Linked DNA regions of Homo sapiens: all the other regions are linked to region 2. A link is a contact called in ENCODE Hi-C data. All regions are on one chromosome and are shown on one strand. The core of a region is the stretch at or near the end of the contact, and the rest is flanking DNA. Distances in the headings are between cores, read along the strand shown. Region 1 holds the start of CASC2 (cancer susceptibility 2). Region 2 holds the start of TRUB1 (TruB pseudouridine synthase family member 1). Region 3 holds the start of FAM204A (family with sequence similarity 204 member A).

Region 1 (2,700 bases), core at 98-2,597, 3.1 Mb after region 2:
AAATCCATAACAATTTATATGAAGTTCTAGTTGGTCAATACTGTGATCCAGTCCTCATACTGAAACAATGTTAACTTACTTAAAATCCACCACAAAATATTCAATTATTTGACAGATGTTTAACAGAAAGAATAAGGGATCATTAATGATTCCATTTAAAAAATATTTCATCACGAGTGCTACTTTTACTTCAGATTCATGCAAATATGGTGCTTAAAACTGGATCATATTTCAATCCAAAAACCAACGCCCGAAGTATACGGATAATTTCCAAGAACAGAAAAACCATAAATAAGATATAAACTCCCCCAAATTCAAAATAAATTACATAACTTACTCTGTTTTCCTTCTTTGTTTGTCCTCAAAGATGTCATTGAGATTGATTGCCACCTGCCCTAAAAATTTATCCAGACCCACCAGGGACCTGTGCATAACTATAAGGAAAAGAATGTATTTCTCTGGACTTCCCTGAATTAGCAATCCAGGTAGCTCGAAAGAGGCCTCCTCCTTCCAAACTGGCTCAAGGGTTTTCTCAGCTACAGAGGTGGAGTACTTTTCCTTGCCCAGCTGAATTATAGTGTATGTGTCATTGGTACCACTTTTGCCTTTTGGCTTCAGATCTTTGGCTTGGAGCACTGTGACCTGCACGTGGGTTGGAAACCACTTTTGGGCTTGCTCGGACAGCATCATCCTGTCCTGTTTCTCTGCCCCCGAGTTCCCTAGCACAGGCAGTGCCCCTCCCGGAGGGAGAGCCTAATTCCTTAATCACTGCATCCTAAGGACACTTAACGGAAACAGGCAGGCTCAGGGCTCCCCGACTTCCCTATGGCTGATGTCAAAACGCCTCGCGGGGGCAGCCCAGGGGCACGGCCGCTCCGGGGGTCCCCTTTCGTCTGGAGAAACACAGAGGCCCACCATCACCTGGCCGCGCCGTGCAGGCCTCTGCGCGGACCCCCGCCCCTGTCTCCACCTTCCCCAGGCCTGCGGGGCACGTGAGGCCTGGCCACACGGACCCGGGCGGAGGGCTGCGGGGGTGAAGGGAGCCCCCGCCCCAATTCTGCACCCCTGGCCTCCCGCCTGCCTCCTTGCGGCCGAGCAGCCTCCGCTGCCTCCGCGCCTCCCGCCCGCCCGGCGTTCGTCCGCAGGCTCGGCCCGGCTCCTCCTCCCGACCCCGGTAATACGAACCGCCGGCGGCTAACGCGGCCTCGCTCCCTCTCGCAAACCTCTCCCTCCTCCTCCTCCCCCTCGCCTCAGCTCCTCCTCTCGGGCGGGAGCGGGTAGCCAGGGGTGGAGTGGGGGAGGGCGGGGAACGCGGCCGCCCCGGCGCCGGCGGGACGTGGGGCGGGCAGCGGGCTGCAGGGCTGCGGGCGCTTGGTTCGGCCTGGCCCGGCCGGCGGCTCCTAACACCGGGCGGGCGGCTGCGGCGGCACTTCCGGGTTGGCCTTCTCCATGTTGGTCTCGGGAACGTGAAGGGGCGGGGCCTCGAGGTCAGGGGTCAGCACCTCCCTGGTTGCCGTGGCGACTGGAGGCGCGCGACGCGGGCGCAATGGCGGGGACCCGGGGCTTGATGCTGCTTGGGCCTGGCCCAGTGGCGGGTCCTAGGGACGTGGGTACCTGCAGAGGCCGGCAGGTGAGCCCTGGGGAGGGCTGGGGACCGCTCGTGAGAGGAGGTCATCAAAGACCCGGAGACGCCCCTAACTAGGGCGTCTTTGAGGGCAGGGGATCTGTGTTCGCTGTGTCCTGGATGCCCAGTGCCTGGCAGGAGCAGGTCCATAAATGGTGTTGGAACGAATCAGGCCTCTTCACTGACCGAAAGGAAACTTTTCTCCAATCTCCTATCCACCCTTCTCTTTTTGAAAAGTCCGTAAATTGACTGAAAATGACATCCCCCACCCAGACGAAGGGCGATAGGGAAGCAAATAGTTTCCACAGGGAGTAGAGATGTAGGGAGGCACTGGGCTGGCATCAGAAGACCTGGTTCCGGCCGCGCCTCTGCCGCTATCAGTGTGTGTGACCTTGGCCGAGTCATTTCACCTCCATGAGCCTCAGTGTTTTCACGAGTAAAAAAGCCAGTTCTACCTCATGTCTAAGACTCCATCACGACTCTATGGGCTCGACGTCAAAAGGACCCCCGTGGGGACTCACACTGTGGTGGACTGTGCAAATCATGTGGAGACCATGCCCCAAACACGGGTTTCGAGTTTCAGGGGATAATACATGTGCCTTTCCTAGCACAATGCGGCACATAAATCTCCTTTTGCCCCTCTATTTCTCAATTGGAAGAGACGCTTATGTACCACCCCATTGCTGTTAATTCTGTTCGTGTCTTACCTTCCCAAGGAAATTCTAAGTTTTGGGACTGCCTTGTCTATCATGCAGTCCCTTCATAGTGGCTAGCATGCAGCAGACAATTTACTGAATTACTTAATGCCTTTTTTCCCTTTACAAGACTAATTTTGAGAGTAAAACAATATGATACATGTAAATGCACGTTTTTTTAACTTAAATGGCCATAAACATGTAAAGTATCGTGTTTATTATTTTCAAGCAAGGTTTAAAACTTCTCATTCAAGGCAGAATTTTTCATCCCTGGGAGACAGTGTATGAAAAGGCCATGTGTGGAAAACAGAACAAAATCATCGTACTGCGAATATAGCATCTGGATCCCAGAGTGCACAGTTGTCAACTTTAAAGAAAAAT
Region 2 (2,700 bases), core at 54-2,553:
TAGGGAGGCTTGCTGATGTCCGGACAATTGGGAAAAGGCCTCTAATCTCCAAGTGCCTTGGAGTCATCCAAGTCATCATTGATCAAGCCTTGCAACCTTCCCTGCAAGTCCCTGGCTCTCTGCTTCCATGGCACAAGAATAGAGAACTCTTTCCTGAGGCTAATGGACACCATGCTCCTTTGGGTGCAGTCATCCCTTCTGAAGTCACAACATCTTTGTGGAAAAATTAACATCTTGAAGCAGGGCCAGGTGTCCACTAATCCTGTGATATGCCAATCTTTTCAGTTAGCTTAGGCTTTTATAATAGACCACAAGAGTAAGTGACTTCCTTCTAGGAGTTTCAGCTTTCCACCCTGAAAAAACTCCCTCAAAGATTTTTTTTTCCTTTTAATAAATTGTTCTGCCATGTGTCTGTTGCACGAATGGGTGCAAGTTCAAATGGGACCCCATAACTGGTGATTGTGAGCAGCTAAGGGGCATCACTAAAATACTAGATATTAAAGTCCAAGAGTATGATGAGGACAAAGAGTGGTTGTAAAGAAACCTAAAAAACAATGAGGGCAAACTTTATCTGTCTCACAATAGTTATGATAGCATTTAATGTTTCTGGTGCAGAAGTAATTTTTCTCCACTCTGCCTTGTGCTGGAATCAAAACAATATTCCTCAATCTTGTTAGGGAGTGAATAACTTTTAGGGAGAAGGTCTCAAATGGGAAGTGGTTTAAAGTTTATGAATTGCAAGAATACCTTTTGATATCTAAACAAAGTGTACTAAGGAATTCAACCCACAGAAGAGCTGATATTCAAAATCAGAATTATTAAAAATTGTAGTGGGGTCAGTGGGGGTTTGGGGAGGGTGAACAGGAGTGCATGAAGAGCATCAAAATAAGCACAAGTGATTTACCATTGGCTTGGTTTCTTCGGGGAATTTGAAGAATTCATACTTATTTATACGTTTTCAAATATTTATTTAAGTGCCTACAACATGTGAGGCATTTGGGAATGTCTCAGTTAACGTGGTACATAAGTTCCTTGCTCTAATAGAGCTCACATTTGGATGTCTTCTAATTCTGAACCTGAATGTAAGAGCACAATACAATCAATGAAGCAGTGAGCCCAGGAAGCCATGGATCTTCACAAGCCTCAGGAAAAGTCAACATTTAAAATTTTCTATTTAAAGTCCAAGGGCACAGCAAGCTCTTGGTCTATATGGGAAGGCCATGGACTACAATTCCCACAAGTCCGTGCGACCTCTCCGTTCTGCGCAGCTTCGCGGTATGAGGAAGAGGGTCCTGTCAGGCGCACTCTTGTTGCATCATCAGCGTGCACCTCCACGATGAAACAGGTCTGGGCTACAAAAGTATGGCCGCTTCTGAGGCGGCGGTGGTGTCTTCGCCGTCTTTGAAAACAGACACATCCCCTGTCCTTGAAACTGCAGGAACGGTCGCAGCAATGGCTGCGACCCCGTCAGCAAGGGCTGCAGCCGCGGTGGTTGCGGCCGCGGCCAGGACCGGATCCGAAGCCAGGGTCTCCAAGGCCGCTTTGGCTACCAAGCTGCTGTCCTTGAGCGGCGTGTTCGCCGTGCACAAGCCCAAAGGGCCCACTTCAGCCGAGCTGCTGAATCGGTTGAAGGAGAAGCTGCTGGCAGGTACTGCAGCCCGGGTGGGGACCAGGCTGAGGCGGTCGCTGCGAGAGGGGAAGCACATTAGGCTTTTTGCGACGCTCGTGATTCAAGAGACAAAAGGAGGGGAAAGGGAGACTGACCATTGAATTAGCTCTGGACAGGAATCTCGGGCATCTCGGGCTTGGACTTGCCCTGGCACGAACTCTTGTAGCCTACTTGGCAGTTGTAGTTCTCAACGGGAGGAAAAAAATCCCGTACTTACACAATAAAACCCTGCCCTTGGGCGTGCAGACCTGTTTTCTGTAATCTGATCGATCCCTCAGGAGGCTTTTGTTGGGTTCATGTGGATGAACCCCAAAAGGAAGTACTGGTTCTGCACCCCTAAAGTTGCATTCCTCAAAATGTATTGGAAATGCAGATATACTTCGTTAACCAAGACTTAATATAGTCGTTTTCACATTTTAATGGGCCTAACAATTACTTAGAGTCTCTTGTACAAATACAGATTCCTAATCCCTGCCCTGTCCGAGATTGTGATTCGGAGAGTTCGGGGTATTTTTAGGAAACTGCAATTCTAAATAGTTGCTCCAGGTGATTCCAGTGTAAGTAGTTTATGGACCACATTTGAGGAACACTAAATATAACTTGGCCACTAAGCTGAGAGTGTTCATTTTATTGATTCGTTTATTCACGTACACTGGGAAAATAGTAGAAAAGCCTAGAGAATCACCCCGTTAATCAGCTCGGATGATTTCACACATAAAGCATCCAGGATCCTTAAGTTCATTGGACATATACAATAAGCCAGGTCTGTGCTAGCCTATAGAGACTTGAAGATGAAAGATAACTCTCTTACCTTAACTGAGCTGATAGCCTAGTAATTTCTGCACCTTGTGGTGGTAAAACTAGTTAGTTAGGTTATTCAAGGCCCTCCAGAGTTTGGCCGTATTCTGTCTCGCCATTAAACCAGTAACAGGGACTTTCTTACATTGTTTAGTGTCCCATGGAAAACTTTACACTTTAAAAAAATGCAAAAACAAATTATTCTGATGGGAATTATAACTGACAGTACAGAT
Region 3 (2,700 bases), core at 98-2,597, 3.4 Mb after region 2:
GAATGATCTTAGCCTATAATTACAGACTTGTTAAATTTGGTTAAGAATTTTTTTCTGTACTTTTTGAGTACAGAAAGCTATGCAAGATGCTATACTAAGTTGCATACATCAAAGTCAAAGTCACAGTCAGAGGTTTGAGTAATAATGTCATATTTTCTGGACAACCAGACAGCTGCTTATAATCAAAACCCAAAAGATATATTTGAGCAGCTCGATGGGTAAATGTTTTCCATCTCTATTCCAGAATTTAAATTCCATTTTCATCGTATAAGGCTGTCTTATTTCCTATATTTTGTATTTGATTAGAAATAATTCCAGAAGCCTGAACTTCGTCTGATCTAAAATTAATTTCACTTGTATACTAATTATAAGCCACAATTATTTAACAATCTGAAGATTGTAATTTACATCATAATCAGAGTCTGTGACTTAAAAATAGTTACTATTTTCAAGCATGTTAACATCAACATTAACGTAAATATCCTATTTACTTTTATGAAATGAATGTGTTCCTTTTCTCAAAAAAGGTACAGAAAGGACAACTGAATTACAGGCCTGAGAGCGAATCCAGAAAAACTACTTATTTAGCAAGATTTTGCATGTATTCAACTGTTTTAATTAAAGAGAGTGTTCGTTTACTTGAGGCCTGGAAAACATTTTCCCAGACCCAAGATCCTGCATGGAAAGACAATAAACCAAGTTAACAGTTCAAGGCTCATTTTAAGTCGATTCCGCTGTGAGAATACTTACAGGGTCCAAGATTGCAAGAGGATGGGTCTAGAAAGGTACACCGTTCCTGCTTGGCTGCACAACCCGGAATTCTGCAGGCTTTCTGGCGGCAATGCCACACTCCAATCCCAAAAGAGAGAGAAGCCCCTCCCGGGCACAGAACTAAGCGCTGCACATTCCGGCGAAGGATGTCTAGCCTGCTGGCAGTCCCATTAACTGGAGCTGTTTTCCGGAATACAGCAACTGTAAACGTGAGCCTGTTTTCCCTATCGACAGCCTCCTCAATCCCCTCTCACTTTGACCTGGGTGGGACGGAGAACCCCCTCCACATAACAGGCTGGGGAGGCCGCTGCGACGCCCCTTTCGAGGAAGGCTGAGGGCGGCCCCGCCGTCGCTTCCGCGGCCCCGGGCCGGGGGCTTTTCTAGCCTGCTCCGGGAGGCTCGGCCGAGGAGCTATGAGGCCGCCCATGCCGCCTCCCTCGGCTGCCCACAAGAGGCCCTCCCAGACTCATCATGCCGGAGCCCGAACCGGCGGGTAACCAACCCTCCATAAGCCGTACTCACCTGTCAGGAAGTGGTCGCCCAGCAGCCATCTTAGGACCCCGTCAACATCGCGCCTTCTCATTGGCTCCTGCGTCTCAACCAATGGGCTGGGGCCGTTCTGGCCCTAGGGTCGCCTTAGCAACCGGCCTCCTGGGGCTTCCCTTTTTAGTCCGCCCGAAGGAGGTGGTTCCTTTCTTTCTTTTTTTTCTCTCTTTTATCTTGCCGTTTTCTCTTTCTTCTGAACATTTTTAAAGACTTTGTTCTTTCTTCATTCCCTGCTGTAGGCCAATGCGTCTGGGCAAGGAAAGGGCTGACATAGACCTTGAACTGAGAGTTGATGCCACCAGGAGGGAGAATCTTGCAGAGTGCTTTCTTTCTAGGCCCCTCTGCAAACGTCTTCATTCATTCATCCTTTCCCCTCACTCTCTTCCTTTTTTTTAATTTTTTTTCTTTCTTCACCTATTTATTGGGCGCCTACTTTGTACCAGGCATCGTGCTAATCTCTGGTTAGCAGAAAACATGCTGACTCTTGCTCTCTTGGCGCCTACCGTCTGGTGATGGGGTCCAAGGTGCTTCACTGACTGGACCAAAAGTTTACCGAACTTCTTTTTTTCTTATTTGTGGCAGGCACTGTGTTATGCCCAGAAGGGGGTGCTTGGGGAACATAGAAAATAAGGGGAAAAAAAAGAGAGAGAAAAGCACTGCGAAGAGGATAAAATACCCTATGGATAGGGATGGGAATAGGGCTATTTTAGAAATATTTGCATTTTCCGAAATACTGTTTTATAATAAGAATAACATTAAGTGTACCTATTTGCTAATTTTGTGATGATTATATAAGAAAAGCCTGGGCAACAGAACCAGACCCTATTTCAAAAAAAGAAAAGAAAAGAAAATACAGTAGGCTTCCCTCATCTGTGGCTTCTCTTAGCCTGATTTCAGTTACCTGGGGTCAACCAAGGTCCAAACACATTAAGTAAAAAATTCCAGAAATAAGCAATTCAAATGTTTCATTGCAAGCCCATTCTGGATATCCTGATGAAATCTGCAGTGTGAATCATCGCTTTGTCCATGCATGCTGTTAGGCTACCAGGTTCTTAGTCACTTAGTAGCCATCTTGGTTATCAGATTGAAAAACTATATGTGGGGTTCGCCATTATTCCAGGATTCAGGCATCTACCGGGGAGTCTTGGAAGGTATTCCCTGCGGATAAGGGAGGCTACTGTACACATAAAGACTTTAACATGTTACCTAGCCCACGCTAATTTTCAATCTCAGCTGTTTTTTGCTGTTAACATTACCAATAATGTCTTTCTTCAAAGCAAGCTAAATGTGTATAAAATTTTGCATTGCACTCAGTAATATATCTCAATTTCACATCAACAGATGGTTAAGCCTATTAACTATCCACTAAACCACCTCACCTCC

Evidence for each region. Hi-C counts contacts between places; a loop is a spot of excess contacts on that map. Pooled maps may share reads with other maps.
Region 1: a map of CD8-positive, alpha-beta T cell shows a loop between it and region 2 (19-fold over the local background). The contact joins the promoter of CASC2 here to the promoter of TRUB1 in region 2. A Hi-C loop is called at or near these places in 2 of 168 maps with a recorded cell type or tissue (both CD8-positive, alpha-beta T cell) and 10 of 50 pooled maps.
Region 3: a loop to region 2 is called in a map of CD8-positive, alpha-beta T cell, with 21 times the contacts of the local background. The contact joins the promoter of FAM204A here to the promoter of TRUB1 in region 2. A Hi-C loop is called at or near these places in 3 of 168 maps with a recorded cell type or tissue (CD4-positive, alpha-beta T cell, CD8-positive, alpha-beta T cell and naive thymus-derived CD4-positive, alpha-beta T cell) and 6 of 50 pooled maps.

Annotation. Positions count from the first base shown.
Region 1 is chr10:118,045,474-118,048,173 of GRCh38, forward strand. It overlaps CASC2 (cancer susceptibility 2), which reads left to right and starts at 1,348. Exons shown (of 4, transcript NR_026940.1): 1 at 1,348-1,630. RAB11FIP2 (RAB11 family interacting protein 2) reads right to left here and starts at 1,468. Exons shown (of 5, transcript NM_014904.3): 1 at 338-1,468. The coding sequence starts at 690. RefSeq lists a silencer at 906-1,395.
Region 2 is chr10:114,936,892-114,939,591 of GRCh38, forward strand. TRUB1 (TruB pseudouridine synthase family member 1) reads left to right here and starts at 1,304. Exons shown (of 8, transcript NM_139169.5): 1 at 1,304-1,648. The coding sequence starts at 1,363. RefSeq lists an enhancer at 1,136-1,675.
Region 3 is chr10:118,340,977-118,343,676 of GRCh38, forward strand. It overlaps FAM204A (family with sequence similarity 204 member A), which reads right to left and starts at 1,348. Exons shown (of 9, transcript NM_022063.3): 1 at 1,294-1,348; 2 at 751-951. RefSeq lists enhancers at 1,153-1,652, 1,289-1,508.